Regions from separate parts of the Homo sapiens genome. Here region 1 is linked to region 2. Evidence: chromatin contacts called from ENCODE Hi-C or POLR2A ChIA-PET data. All regions are on one chromosome and are shown on one strand. Each heading gives the region's core, a stretch centred on a gene start or an enhancer-like site at or near the end of the contact. The rest is flanking DNA. Distances are from core to core; before and after follow the strand shown. Region 1 holds the start of PPM1B (protein phosphatase, Mg2+/Mn2+ dependent 1B). Region 2 holds the start of SOS1 (SOS Ras/Rac guanine nucleotide exchange factor 1).

Region 1 (3,820 bases), core at 478-2,977, 5.0 Mb after region 2:
CTGAATAGCACTCTGTTGGGTCTAAGCTTAAATTGTCTGCCCAAACCATTTTACACCAAAGTAGGAAATAGGTTTAAGTTCTTTTAGGACATTCGGATTAAAAAAAAAATATATATATATATATATATCCTAAGGTAAGTATTAGAATACCTCTATTACACTTTTGTTTCTCGTTTGGAGAATTAACATGGCAGCATCGTCTAATTTGATAGCTGGAGGAGTCATGTCCACTTTCCCCATCGGCCTGTTAAACCCCTATCATTCATTCTTGACTCATCCTGTGTCTTTGTGAAGCCTTTCTTGGTAAACCTATGCACAAGGAAGACCCTTTATGTCGTCACCAGCCCTTGTGCATGTTTCAATTGTAGTACCTATCATCTTGTACTGCGATTGCCTAATTTATTTTTGTATCTCCAGTTCTACATACAGTACCTGGCAAACAGTAGGCGCTCAATAACTGCGAAATGAACAAGTCCATGTCAAGAGACTAGGCTGGGAGTTTTAATATCAATGCCGACTGAGAAACAAAATACGGAAATGTCAAGGGCTGGTATAAAAATAATCTCTAATAGCACAAAATCCTCCTGAAGGGAACACCTGTCCCACTTTCTCACGTTGCTTTCCAGGTTCTTCCGACACCCCAATTTCCCGCCCACTCTTCTCCCTCCGGGGTACAGGTCAGGCAGGTATCCCAGCTCGGCGGCTCTGATAGGTCGGCGATGATTTCATTGTTAGGGAACATCCGGGCCTTTCCCCTCCCCGCAACACCTCCCCAGAGCCCGGCCTTCCCAGTTTCCCACTCTCGCCTGCGCCCCACCCGCGGCTGAAGCAAAACAACCGCCTCTCCCCTGCCCACTTCTTGTCCTCGTCTGAGTCGTCCCTTCCCGTCTCCACGCCGAAGAGAGGCGTTTAGATCCTCCAATGAGGGCCTAGGAGGACTTTCTTAGCCAATCAGTAGCCAAGCCCCTGCAATTCCGGGTGGGACCAGGCGTCCACACCTATAGCTGGACTGCTCGTTGGTCCCTTATGGCGCTTCTTTTACGCGAGGCTTAGAGGTCAAATACAAGGGGGCACGGTCCTCACAGAACGGAAAGGATCCGTACAGACTCTCCGGGTTTGACCGTTTTCTAGGACGAACCAATCGCTTTCCAGATACTTCCCCGCCTTTTGCGCGTTCATTTGAAAAAAGCCGGTGTGACGGACTTGGAAATTGGCTCAGTGACTGACCCGCAAGAAAGCCAGTGACTGGGGGTTCGGATCACGAGTTGGACCAATAAGAAAAGACAATCGCTGGGGCCGGGGCTTTGCTAGGAGGAGCGCAGGTGGGCGTTATTTGATTGACGGAGGGCTCTACTTATGGCTGGTAGCGGGGGCTGGTCCCTGACGTTCGGGAGGTAGGACCTAGCGGAGGCGGGGCCGAATAAAGTAAATGGTAATAAAGGGTTGGGTCTCACTTAGTGGGCGGTGTTTGATGGACAGCTGACCTTGCCTATTGAAAGTAGCCACTGATGCCCAATGGGAAATTAGAAACCCAGAGGCGGGGCCGGGTGGGCGGGGTAAACGAAGTACGGAGGTGCCGAGGGAGCAGCACGGGGAGGGGGAGCGGTGATTGACAAGACTCCCAGCAAACCGGGGGCCGTGAGAGGGCGCGCGGCATCCCAGTGGGTGGCAGCTGGAGGCGGGGCACCCTGAGGGGCGGGGAAGGACTAGGGTGCGGGGAGGGGGTTGCAAAAGGAGCCGAGCGGCTTCTGCTCAATGGCGGAAAAGCCGCCGGTGCTCTGACGGCCTCGTTCCCCTAGCAGTTGCGGGGGAGTTTCCTGCCGGCGCGGCTGGAGTCTCTGATTCTCAGGGTTCGGTGGTTGGAAGATGCTCCAGAGAGACGAGGCTGCGGCGGAGGAGGTGGCGGCGGCCGAATCGGCAACGGCGCTAGGGTGGAGAGAAGGCGGCATCGGCGGCGGCGGCGGCGTGAGGGGCCGGGCGGTGTAAACAGCCCCGGAGGCGGCGGTCGAGACCCCGAGGGGGAAGCGGCGGCTGAGTCAGGGTCGCGCCTCCGTTGGAAACTTGGGCTGAGTACCGCGGCGGGCGCGAGCGAGGCGCCCTAGACATCTTCTCCCTCCCTTGCCTCAGGTAAGGCCGCCCGGCACCCCGCCGGAGGGGAAGCGGCTGACCGGCCGCGCCGCCGAGGCCCCGGGCCCTGGGCAGGTTTTCGCGGTGCTGCCGAGCCGCGGCCGGGGCCTCTGTCCTTCCGAATCCTCGCTGCTTTCCCTGCTGCCGCGGAGCCTAGGCAGGGGAACGCCGGGCCTGGCTCTCGGGTATAGGCCCCTTCCCCGGCCGCCGCCTCCGCTGGGCTGAGGTCTGGGAGAGGCGCAGGGAGAGAATGGGAGTTTGCTGGAACGCCTGGAAGCTGACTGATTCTCTCTTCCCTCCGCTTCAGTCTGCAAGCATCTCTTTCACACGAAAGCACTGGGGCTACCCCAAGCCTTGGCGCTTCTCTTCCTGGTGCATGCCCTGTTTGAAAACACTATCTTTTACCATTCGTTTCCTCATCAGCTTCTGCCCTACTCTGCGCTCCACTTCACTTCCTTGTTAAATCGTCTTTCTCTGCTGTCTATGCGTTCTACCCTCGCCTTCCCTCCTTAGTGGCTTTAAATTGTGTGTTTCTCTTTTCTTCGTACCCCGGCATCTCTTGCCTGTCTTCCCTAGCACCATCCTTTTCGGATGTCATTCCTAACAGTGAAGTTCTTAATTGAAACTGCCACTTATTGTCAGTACCCCAAATCTACCGGAGCCCCATTAAGAGTATAGACTGACTAGCCATATGTGGTAAATCAGTTTTTCATAGTTTAAGCCTAACAACCTTGAAAAAATTGTATTATTAAACGTAAAGTGTGAAAATAACACCGAAAATAATTTTTTAAATGAAGGACTCAGTGAGTGTTGGAAATAGTTATTTCTTCATTTTTTAAACTTGCATGACCTCTCATATCAGATTTAGCAGATCTGGGACGTTTGCCCATCTTATTCGGCAAAAAAAGTGCTTCTTAGGCGTTTGATAGCAGCCCAAATTCATCAATATTCAATTTCTTCTAAGAACAACTTGAAAACTTTTTTAAAAAGAGACGTTAATAACTGGGAAGTTGTTTTGATAGTCACAGTTAAAGAGCTTTTAAAATAGGCTCCACATGTTTAATGTATCAAAATAAAGTTGGCAGGCATGTTGTAAAAGGATTATTTAGGAATTTGAGTAGTCTTAGTGTTATGTAGCTATTTTAGGAAAAACATTCTTTTTCTGTTAACAAACGTTTACAACTACGGTGATGTGAGAATTACTGAGGCTTACTGTGGGATTAACACAGGAACTGTCTTTATTTGAGCTACTGCATGGATGAAGAAGTGGTAAATTGTTCAGAGTAGACAGTGTAAGTCACAGTATGTTCTAGGAGATGGAGAAACATGCCATGGACGCTGAATGTTAATAGATGTTATTTCATTTACTTTCTCTGTTGTGCAATAGCAAAGTTCCTATTGTTGGCCTACTTTTAAATGGGGCATTTCTAAGTAAATAGTGAGACAAGTTATTCTAATTATTATGATAGTCTTTTCCAAGTGTACAGGCCTTTTAAAAATATAGTTGAAGTAATGGTAATTTTTTAAGGAAATGTTTTTGTAGGTCTGCCAAATGGACAGTGTGTTGTTCTAATCGAAATTTTAAAATTAAGTATTTAGAACAGAATATTTTAGTCCACACATTTTCAGGGATAATCTTTATTTTGTGCTTCTTCTCTCAATGCCTTCTTTGTCTTTTTTTTTGTCTTAATGG
Region 2 (3,758 bases), core at 612-3,111:
TCTTTTCTTCTGTTTTTTAAAAAAAATTACATAGATGTTTGTGACTAGTCAGACACTTGAAGGGGAAAATGTCCGTAATTTAAGCCAGAAATATATGAGCAAATTCTCCTGAAAAACCAAATAGTTTCCACTGTAAGACAGCAAGAGGGACCGGAGGAGAACAGGGCAAAAGGGAAAGTAAAAGTTACTGGCCTTTGAGAAATATCAGACACCTTTTAATGTTTAGCATAAAAGGTAAAACATAATCTCCATTCTTAGTAGAAGCAGTTAGCATGAAACATTCTTTGAGCAGCAAGAAACTGGGATTTAGAAACACTATTAGAAGAGTAAAGCAATCTTTACAGAAAAGGTAAATGAAGAAAAGAAAACAAAAATAGTCTGGTTGTCACACTGCTGCTTTAGAAGCTTTAAAAACGTAAGAACACTTCCTAATTATACTAAAACATTTAAAAGCACAGATCGGGGGTATGTAACTTCAGGTAACAATGTAGCAAACTTAAACATACAAAGGCTAAAAATTCTTAACAAGCCAAATGACAGCACCAAGAATCTCGAACGCTGCAAAAACAAAACAAAACCCCCCTGAAATTGGTAGCATGTGCACCAGCCCCTGTTAATCGGAGGAGCGGGGGAAACCAGGAGAATGAGGAGTGAATACTGACGGCGAGCAGAGCAGGCCACGTTCCTACTGGCAGGCGAGCTCGCAATTCCTTTGAGCAAGCCTTACGGCCAGGGCATTCTCAAGCCACTAAAACCAGCGTACTGGACACCTAAAACGGTAGGCTGACAGCAGCTCCGGGCTAAGACCAAGAAGACGGAAAAGTGGCCTGCTTTGACCTCCGCTGAAAACTGAGGCTCCTCCAACTGTTGTTGTCCTGGAATCAAAGGGCAAAGCATTCACCTCTCAGGGGTTGGATTATCCGGATAAACTCCCCCCGGCTCCCTGCGGCATTCCCACACACCCGGTGGATGTCAACACCGAGAGCCAGCCGTATGAGGGGGGCCTCTCCGTGTGCGCCGTCCTTTTGGAGACGCGGCGAGACCGGGAAGAAAGACGGCCCTGCGCGCGCCCCGCCTCCCCAGCCCTTCCCCAGCGCCCGCGCTGGGGGGCTGCGGCCGGGAAGCGGGGTCCCGCGTGCTCCTCACCTTTTTCAGCGCAGGCACCAGTAGTCCCCGCCACTTGGGCGCGTTCTCTTCGCTGAAAAACTCGTAGGGCAGCTGCTGCGCCTGCATGGTGCCCCCGGGGCGCCTCTGGGCGGGGAGAGGGGCGGCGGCGGCCGGGCCAGGGAGCCGCGAGAGGGCGAGCTCGCAGCGCGGAACAGGGCCGCGGCCCCACCGGACGGCCCGGCCCCCTCCGGGCGCCGCGCAGCCGGGCTAGCCCTGGCGAGGGGGCTGGGGGGCGAGGCCCGCGCCTGGCCACCCACCCGACACAGGTACCAGCCGTGGAGAACGGACGCGGCCCGGAGGCGGCGGCATCCCGCACCACCGCCCCGGGGCCAGGCCCCCCGCCCCTCCCCGGCCCGCCGGCGCCGCCCCGGGCTGCCCTCTGCCGCGGCCGCCGCCCGCCCGCCGGGGCTGCACTCCCGGGCCCGGTCTGGCCCCGCGGCGGAGCTGGCGGCTGGGGGAGGACGTGTGGAGGGACGCTCCGGCCGCGGCGCCCGCTCCGCGTAGTTGGGACTCCGAAACGCAAGAGCCCCGGGCGGGGCGGAGCTGGGGCGGAGGTCTCGCGGGGAAGGGGAAGGACCGGAGGTCGTTGTTGGGGAATCTGGCTGCCCTGAGGTGCCGCCGCGGCCGCCGCCGCCACCGCCGCCGCCGGTGTAGCGCTGGAGCTTCCTACTAGCGAACTGAACCTGCTCGCTACTGAGCATGCGCTGCCGTGCTGGGCTGGTTCGCTCCGGGTTTTCCGGCTCCCGGTGAAGGAGGAGGAAAGCTCGAGAGAGAAAGAGAGAGAGAGACAGGGAGGGCGCCCGGCCGGGCTGTGGCTGCGCTCCTGGGGGCTGCAGGGGAGGGGCGAAGGGGCCCGAGAAGTCGCACCCTGGCAAAGTGGGGCCTGCAAGGGTGGGTGATGACTAGGGTAAAGAGGCTCCCCATTGTGTGGCCTGGCCGTGAGGGCTCCCACCCTTCTCGGAGTCCCTGGGCCCTTCGTTTCGGAAAGGGGTGTGTGTACTTTGTTCCTGAACACGAAGATAAGGACTGCCCAGAGCACGCAATGTATAGTAAACAGACTGGACAAAAGACAGGTGCTCTGTCACGAAACCTACTGCTCAGTATCTGCTGAGTAGTAGAAGTGATTGCGGTGTTTCTAAGTGGTCTTTCCACAAAATAATAAAATGTGTACGTGTAGTATTGATTTTGTGTGAATGTTTTAGATTCCCTCTGTTCATCTTTTAAACCCACTCCAGAAATGAACTCCAGTAAGCACTTTCCTCCAGTGGATATCGAGACCTCTTTTACAGCTCCTAGAGCACTGCACTTATGCCCCTCTCAGGGCGTTCAGTCTATTGTGTTTTGTTATCTTTTGCGGTTCTTTCGACTAGATAATAAACTGGAAGGCAGATCTTTTTCACCAGGGCCTCTACACAGTGTAGAACAGGCACTCAGTCAATGTTAGTGGAATGCTAAAGGAGCAGTATTTATAAACTGTCCCTCCAGGCCACTGTTTGTTTATAATAGGGGCACTTTGTGGCAGACACCTTATGATTTATCATTAATTATCATTTTTTTGAGTATCATCTCATTTAATCCCCATAGCAACCCTATTATTTTCATTTCACCGATAAGAAGGCAGTTTAGAGGAACTAGCCTGGGTTAAAGCTGACATTGTGTCCTGCTATTCCTGAGAACAGTAACCAGGATCACATAAACGAGAAAGGTTCAGTGGTTCTTAATCTTTACAGGACCTCTTTGAAAATCTGGAAAAACAACTCTTAGGTTATTTCCTTTAAAAATACACAGGCCGGCCAGGCGAGGTGGCTCATGCCTGTAATCCCAGCACTTTAGGAGGCCGAGGCGGATGGATCACCTGAGGTCAGGAGTTCCAGACTAGCCTGGCCAACACTGTGAAAACCTGTCTCCATAAGAAATACAAAAATTAGCCGAGCATGGTGGTGGGCGCCTGTAATCCCAGCTACTTGGGAGGCTGAGGCAGGAGAATCGCTTGAACCCAGGAGGCAGAGGTTGCAGTGAGCCGGGATCATGCCACTGCACTCCAGCCTGGGCAACAAAACCAAAACTCCGTTTCAATTCAAAAAAAAATATACACACACACACACACACACACACACATACACACAGACCGGCCGGGCGCAGTGGCTCACGCCTGTAATCCCAGCACTTTGGGAGGCCGAGGTGGGCGGACCATTTGAGTTCAGGAGTTTGAGACCAGGCTGGCGAGACCCATCTTTATTGTTTTATTGAAAAAATAAAAATATACATACTTGGTTTACATTTGAAAAACTCCCCACTTTCAAAGTGTGTGGAATGAAAGCTGGAATTATAGGCGCCTGCCACCACACCCAGGTAATTTTTGTATTTTTATTAGAGATGGGGTTTCACTGTATTGGCCAGGCTGGTCTCGAACTCCTGACCTCGTCATCCACCCGCCTCGGCCTCCCAAAATGCTGTGATTACAAGCCTGAGCCACCGCGCCCGGTCAGCCCTCTTCAAATATTTAAAGGGTTGTGATATGGGGGAAGAGATTGGTTTGTATGGTTCCAAATGAACCAACATCAAGCCTGTACCCCAAACTATTGCTTGGC

What was found. A loop is a pair of places that touch in the nucleus more often than their neighbours do. ChIA-PET counts read pairs that join two places held with the same protein, here RNA polymerase II (POLR2A). Pooled maps may share reads with other maps.
Region 1: a loop to region 2 is called in a map of CD8-positive, alpha-beta T cell, with 7 times the contacts of the local background. The contact joins the promoter of PPM1B here to the promoter of SOS1 in region 2. A Hi-C loop is called at or near these places in 2 of 168 maps with a recorded cell type or tissue (CD4-positive, alpha-beta memory T cell and CD8-positive, alpha-beta T cell), 1 of 37 single-sample maps with no recorded cell type and 8 of 50 pooled maps. POLR2A ChIA-PET finds 5 or more read pairs at or near these places in 1 of 52 experiments (B cell).

Annotation. Positions count from the first base shown.
Region 1 is chr2:44,167,148-44,170,967 of GRCh38, forward strand. It overlaps PPM1B (protein phosphatase, Mg2+/Mn2+ dependent 1B), which reads left to right and starts at 1,728. Exons shown (of 6, transcript NM_002706.6): 1 at 1,728-2,127. It overlaps PPM1B-DT (PPM1B divergent transcript), which reads right to left and starts at 1,645. Exons shown (of 2, transcript XR_940034.3): 1 at 151-1,645. RefSeq lists silencers at 1,429-1,758, 2,079-2,288.
Region 2 is chr2:39,119,190-39,122,947 of GRCh38, forward strand. SOS1 (SOS Ras/Rac guanine nucleotide exchange factor 1) reads right to left here and starts at 1,862. Exons shown (of 23, transcript NM_005633.4): 1 at 1,147-1,862. The coding sequence starts at 1,233. RefSeq lists an enhancer at 732-811 and a silencer at 1,012-1,731.